Regions from separate parts of the Homo sapiens genome. Here region 1 is linked to region 2. A link is a loop called in an ENCODE intact Hi-C map of the cell type or tissue named here. Cell type or tissue: heart right ventricle. All regions are shown on one strand. Links, peaks and the distances in the headings refer to the core of each region. The heading gives the core; the rest is flanking DNA.

The links. A loop is a pair of places that touch in the nucleus more often than their neighbours do. Peaks named below come from ENCODE experiments on the same cell type or tissue, not always from the same donor. Only the 100,000 strongest peaks of a DNase experiment are listed, where the experiment ranks them.
Region 1: it touches region 2 in a loop (2.5-fold over the local background); 34 of 110 quality-filtered maps call a loop at or near these places.

Annotation. Positions count from the first base shown.
Region 1 is chr19:35,818,606-35,821,512 of GRCh38, forward strand. No RefSeq gene overlaps it. Among named protein-coding and RNA genes, the nearest start is that of PRODH2, 7.2 kb to the left of the region's middle. In heart right ventricle, for the core only: a CTCF peak has its summit at 1,564 (motif pointing left); a DNase peak (open chromatin) is centred at 1,548; H3K27me3 peaks cover 667 bases.
Region 2 is chr19:35,692,322-35,695,228 of GRCh38, forward strand. No RefSeq gene overlaps it. Among named protein-coding and RNA genes, the nearest start is that of ZBTB32, 11 kb to the right of the region's middle. In heart right ventricle, for the core only: a CTCF peak has its summit at 1,610 (motif pointing right); a DNase peak (open chromatin) is centred at 1,650; H3K27ac peaks cover 496 bases.

The DNA.
Region 1 (2,907 bases), core at 183-2,682, 130 kb after region 2:
ACCTATCTGAGGCACACAACCTGGATTGGGGGAAAGTGAAGTTGAAAATGAGAGTGTGGGAGAGGGAGAGACTAGGTGGAGAGAATTTTTGTTTCGTTTTGTTTTAGAGACAGGGTCCTGTTCTGTCACCCAGGCTGTAGTACAGTGGTGTGATCGATCATAGCTCTCATAGCTCACTGCAGCTTTGAACTACTGGGCTCAAGGGATCCTCCTGCCTCAGTCTCCCGAGTTGCTGGGACTACAGGAGTGTGGCACCACAGCTGGGTAATTTTTGTGTTTTTTGTAGAGATGGGGTCTCTCTGTGCTGCCTGGGCTGGTCTGGAACTCCTGGTCTCAGGTGGTCCTCCTGTCTCAGCCTCCCAAAGTGCTTGGATTACAGACATGAGCCACCCACACCTGGTCACTGGGGAATCCTGAGTGCCCTGCAAAACAGAACACAATGGGCTGCTCAACAGTAGCCATGGAAGGTTCTGGAATAAAGTTCCCAGCCGGTCCTTCTGTGGGTGATTGTCCATTTTGTGGTAAGAGGCAAAGGGGCTCTAACACCAGCAGAGAGGCAGAGCCATAGGTGGGAGAGTCCCTCTTATTCTCTCTGGTTGGGTCACCAGGTGACCCCATACCAATCACTGGGATTGAAGAATAAGGTATTCCAGCCAGCTCCAGTGCTGTGCCTGTTTCTGGAGCTTCAAGAGTGCTCAACCAATGCACAAAACCTACCTGGGGCGTGGTGGCTCATGCCTGCAGTACCAGCACTTTGGGAGGCCGTGGCGGGTGGATCACCTGAGGTCAGGAGTTTGAGACCAGCCTGGCCAACATGGCGAAACCTCTTCTCTACTAAAAATACAAAAACTAGCTGGGGGTGGTGGCAGGCGCCTGTAATCCCAGCTACCGGGAGGCTGAGGCATAAGAATCGCTTGAACCCGGGAGGTGGAGGTTGCAGTGAGCCAAGATCGCATAACTGCACTCCAGCAGCAACACAGGTGCACTCTCTCTCTAAATAAACAAATAATTAAAAACAAAATGAAACAAAAAACTGGACTCATGCGTGACTCTGATGGTTCCAGGAGGTGATACATATACAGAACATAGAATGTGAGCTGGCATGTGTTAGGAGCTCATAAATGCTGTCTGTCACTGCTGCTGCAGCGACTCATTGGCTTCCTGTCACCCACAGGATAAAGCACAAACCCATAAGATGAGCTTTGTGGTTTATCTTTGGCCATCTCACTAGCCTTAATTCCTACCACTCCCTGACTTGGGGGTTATTCTCCAGCAACAATTTTAGGGAAATCCCTTCCCACACTGTGCTCCTGGAGTCTTCTTTGTCTCCAGCCCCTGCACAGCTACTTATCCCTTAATACTGGAGTTTGGTGACAGCTTAGGAGCAGAGGACAGTCCAGCCAGTTTTAATCTCCAGCACAGACCTCTCTCCTGAGCTCTGGAACCCAATGTACACACACACACACACACACACACACACACACACACACACACACACACACACATGCTCATTCAGAATCCCCTCATGGATTGGTTCTTCTCAAACGGGACACGACCGCACCCTGGTGGGAGCTTGGGAAATTTGCATAATTGTTTTTGGCTGCAGCATTGATTGGAGGGCATTACAGGCATCTAGAGGCAGGACCAGGAATGCTGGACGCTGAAATCTGCATCCAGAACAGTTTGTAAATGTCTTTGCAGGCGCTTCTGTGCGTAAAATAAGTTTACAGTTATCTGAAATTATTAATATAACACATATACCATACACACAAAATTTTGGTATGGTTTAAAATATATTGACATTTTCTGAAATGAAACTATGATGTAAATTTATTTTTATTTATCTATTTTTTTTGGAGACAGAATCTCGCTCTGTTGCTCAGGCTGGAGTGCAGTGGTGCCATCTCAACTCACTAGAACCTCTGCCTCCCGGGTTCCAGTGATTCTTCTGCCTCAGCCTCCCAAGTAGCTGGGTTTACAGGCCTGTGCCACCACGCCCAGCTAATTTTTTGTATTTTTAATAGAGAGGGAGTTTCACCATGTTGGCCAGGCTGGTCTCAAATTCCTGACCTCAAGTGATCCTCCTGCCTTGGCCTCCCAAAGTACTGGGATTACAGGCGTGAGCCACTGTGCCCGGCTTCTGATGTAAAGAAAGTGAAAATTGTGTACTTTTTTGTTCAGAATGGCACCAATGGTTATACATCATATCAGAAGAATCACAATTCCAACAATGCCACCTATGAGATGTAATGTAAAATTCTGAATGAAGTATAGCACACATAAAGAAATGTGCCCATATCATGTGTTCAGTATGAATTTTCAGGAAGTGACCAGAAAGTAAATTTGACGCAAGTGACACTTGAATAACTAACACCCAAGTCAAGAAAACAACTTCGTAATCCCAGCACTTCGGGAGGCCAAGGCAGGAGGATCGCTTGGGCCCAACCTGGACAACATAGTGAAACTCTGTCTCTACAAAGATAAAAAATTAGCCATGTGTGGTGGTGCACACTTGTAGTCCCAGCTACACAGGAGGCTGAGGTGGGAGGATCGCTTGAGCCCAAGAGTTGGAGGCTGCAGTGAGCCATCATCACACCACTGCACTCCAGCCTGGGAGACAGAGCAAGACACCATATCAAAAAAAAAAAAAAAAAAAAAAAGAAAGAAAGAAAAGAAAACAACATTATGAGGATTCTCACCCCAAGCCTTCCTGGTGCCAGTTTCAATCACCATCCCCCTCTCTCCCAAAGGTAACCAGACTCTTTGTTTGTTTGTTGAGACAGGGTCTGGCTCTGTTGCCCAAGCTGGAGTGCAGTGGTGTGATGATGGCTCACTGCAGCCTTGAATTCCTGGGCTCAAGCAATCCTCCCACCTCAGCCTCCTGAGTACTTGAGGCTACCGTTGCAC
Region 2 (2,907 bases), core at 104-2,603:
ACCTCGCACTGAGGGCCCGTGTGGCTTGGCCCCTTGCCACCTCTCCAGGTATCTCTTTCTCTCTCTTGCTCCACTGAGCCAAGCTCTCTCTCTCACCATCTGAGATCACAGAATGGAAATAAGAAACTGTGTTATATAGCAATCAAGCCAGGCACATGCCTCTGACTACATCCACTTTTGCTTACACTCCTTCCATGAGGGCAAGTTGGTTCTTTTTTTTTTTTTTTAACTAAAACGTAAAAACACACACCCCTGCCCTTTCCTCAGGTGTCCCACGCCCACCAATTCCTCCTCTCTGGTCCCCGCGTCCTTGGCTGGTGTTAGAAAAATGGCTACAAGCTTCCTGGGAATCAGATAATAAAGCTTACAGGAACTCTTCCCAGATTTAAAAGAGCTTAATAAATAAATAAATAAAGCTTACCTTCTAGAGGGGAAAATAGATAAAACCAATAAGAAAAACACATGTTAGAGGCTAATAAGTGCTAAGGAGAAAAATAAAAGAATGAAAGACAAAACAAAAACCTAGCCGGGCGGGGGGGCGCGGTGGCTTACGCCTGTAATCCCAGCACTTTAGGAGGCCAAGGCGGGAGGAACGCTTGAGGAGTTCGAGACCAGCCTAGGCTACATAGTGAGACCCTGTCTCTACAAAACAATAAAAAAATTTTTAAAAATCGCTGGCCATGGTGGCAAGCACCTGCATCACAGCTGCTCAGGAAGCTTAGGCAGGAGGATCACTTGAGTATGGCAGTCGTCGCTGAAGTGAGCCAAGATGGCACCACTGACTCTGTCAGCCCAGATAACAGTCTCAAAAAAAAAAAAAAAAAAAAGATGACTGGGCATGGTGGTTCACACTTGTAATCCCAGCACTTTGGGAGGCTGAGGCAGGCAGATCACCTGAGGTCAGGAGTTCGAGACCAGCCTGGCTAACATGGCGAAACCCTGTTTCTACTAAAAATACAAAAATTAGCTAGATGTGGTGGCATGTGCCTGTAATCCAAGCTACTCAGGAGGCTGAGATAGAAGAATCACTTGAACCTGGGAGGTGGATGTTGTAGTGAGCCAAGATCGTGCCACTGCACTCCAGCCTGGGTGGCAGAGCAAGACTCCATCTCAAAAAACAAAAACAAAACAAAACAAAGCAAAAAACGGTGAGAGGGCCTGGTGCCCCCTCTGGAATGTTTTTCATTGTCTAGGTTTGACACTGTGCTGTGCCATCACGTGTGGGGCTGGGGAAAGTGCAGATTCCGGGGCACACGCCTGCCCTTGGAGCAGGGATGGAGTCAGCTCCATCTATAGGGTCTGGTCTGGGAGGAGGGAGAGGGTGCTTGCCCAGAGCAGGCTCAGACCCTAAGCCTGAGCCTAGGGAAGGGTGAGCCGACCCTGGAGGCAAATGGACCACAATCCCCCCTCCCCATCAACCTTCACCAGCGATTCCGGGATAAATGACACAGACAGCACTGAGAATTCCATGGTAGTCGTTATTATTACTGTTGTTTTTATTAATAGCAGGGGCCCCATCACTTACCTGTGGGTTATCAATTTATTACCTCTCAGTTCCATTTGTCATCTGGTGCCAGGTTAGGCTTTGTCAATAGAGGGCGCTGGAGAGCCACTGAGGAGCCAGGGCCCCTCTGCCTCACTCCAGGGCTTTGTGTTCTTCCTACTGCGCTGTGACCAGCAGGTGGCTGCTATGCTCCACATTATAGGGAGTGACCTCCACTGCCACCCTCTCCTCCTTCTCCCTCCTCCTCCTCCCTCCTCCTCCCTCCTCCTTCTCCCTCCTCCTCTTCCTTCCTCCTCCTCCTCCCTCTTCCTCTTCCTCCCTCCTCTTTTCTTTCATCCCTCTTCCTTTCTCCTCCTTCTTCCTTCTCCTTCCTTCACCCTCCTCCTCTTCCCTCCTCCTTTTTTCTCTTTCTCCTCCTCTTTCCTCCTCCGCCTTCTTCCTCCTCCTCCTCCTTCTTCCTACCCCTTCTCCTCCCCCTTCCCCTTTCTTTTAAAAGACGGGGTCTCAGCCAGGCACAGTGACTCACACCTGTAATCCCACCTGTAATCCCTCACTTTGGGAGGCCAAGACAGGAGGATCACTTGAGCCCAGGAGTTCGAGGCTGCAGTGAGCTATGGTAGCACCACTGGACTCCAGCCTGGGCAATAGGGGGAGACTTTGTCTGAGAGAGAGAGAGAGAGAAAATGAGAATCGCACCGTGTCGCCCAGGCTGGAGTACAGTGGCAGGACCATAGCTCTCCAGTGCCTTCTTGAGTCTAGCTAGGGACTTGTCACTTAACCCAACAGATCTATTTAAAACATGAAGTAGAATCATTGTTTCTCACAGAATCAGCTGCCTTCTCAGATCCTCTACAAATGGAAACAGAATCATGCAAAACAGGGAAGGTAAAGGGACAAGAAAATGGTCTTTTTGAAGAGCTGCTCCCAGCCCTGCTGGACAAAATGACCAAAATAGGATCCCTGGTATTAAAGTTCCTCTCATAAAAATCCATTCAGAAAATTGAGGACACTTTGGGAGGCTGAGATGTGAGGATTGTTTGAGGCCAGGAGCCTGGGCAACAGAACAAGGCCCTGTCTCAAAAAAAAAAAAAAGAAAAGATACATATATATATATCTGTACCCAGAGTCAAGACAAGCAATATTTGTTGTCTAAAAACAACTCTGGTTCAGGGTACATCAGTTAACTTTTTTTTTTTTTTTTTTTTGAGATGGAGTCTCGCTCTGTGTCCCAGGCTGGAGTGCAATGGTGCGATCTCAGCTCACTGCAAGCTCCACCTCCTGGGTTCACGCAATTCTCCTGCCTCAGCCTCCCAAGTAGCTGGGACTACAGGCACCCGCCACCACGCCCAGCTAATTTTTTGTGTTTTTAGTAGAGACGGGGTTTCAGCGTGTTAGCCAGGATG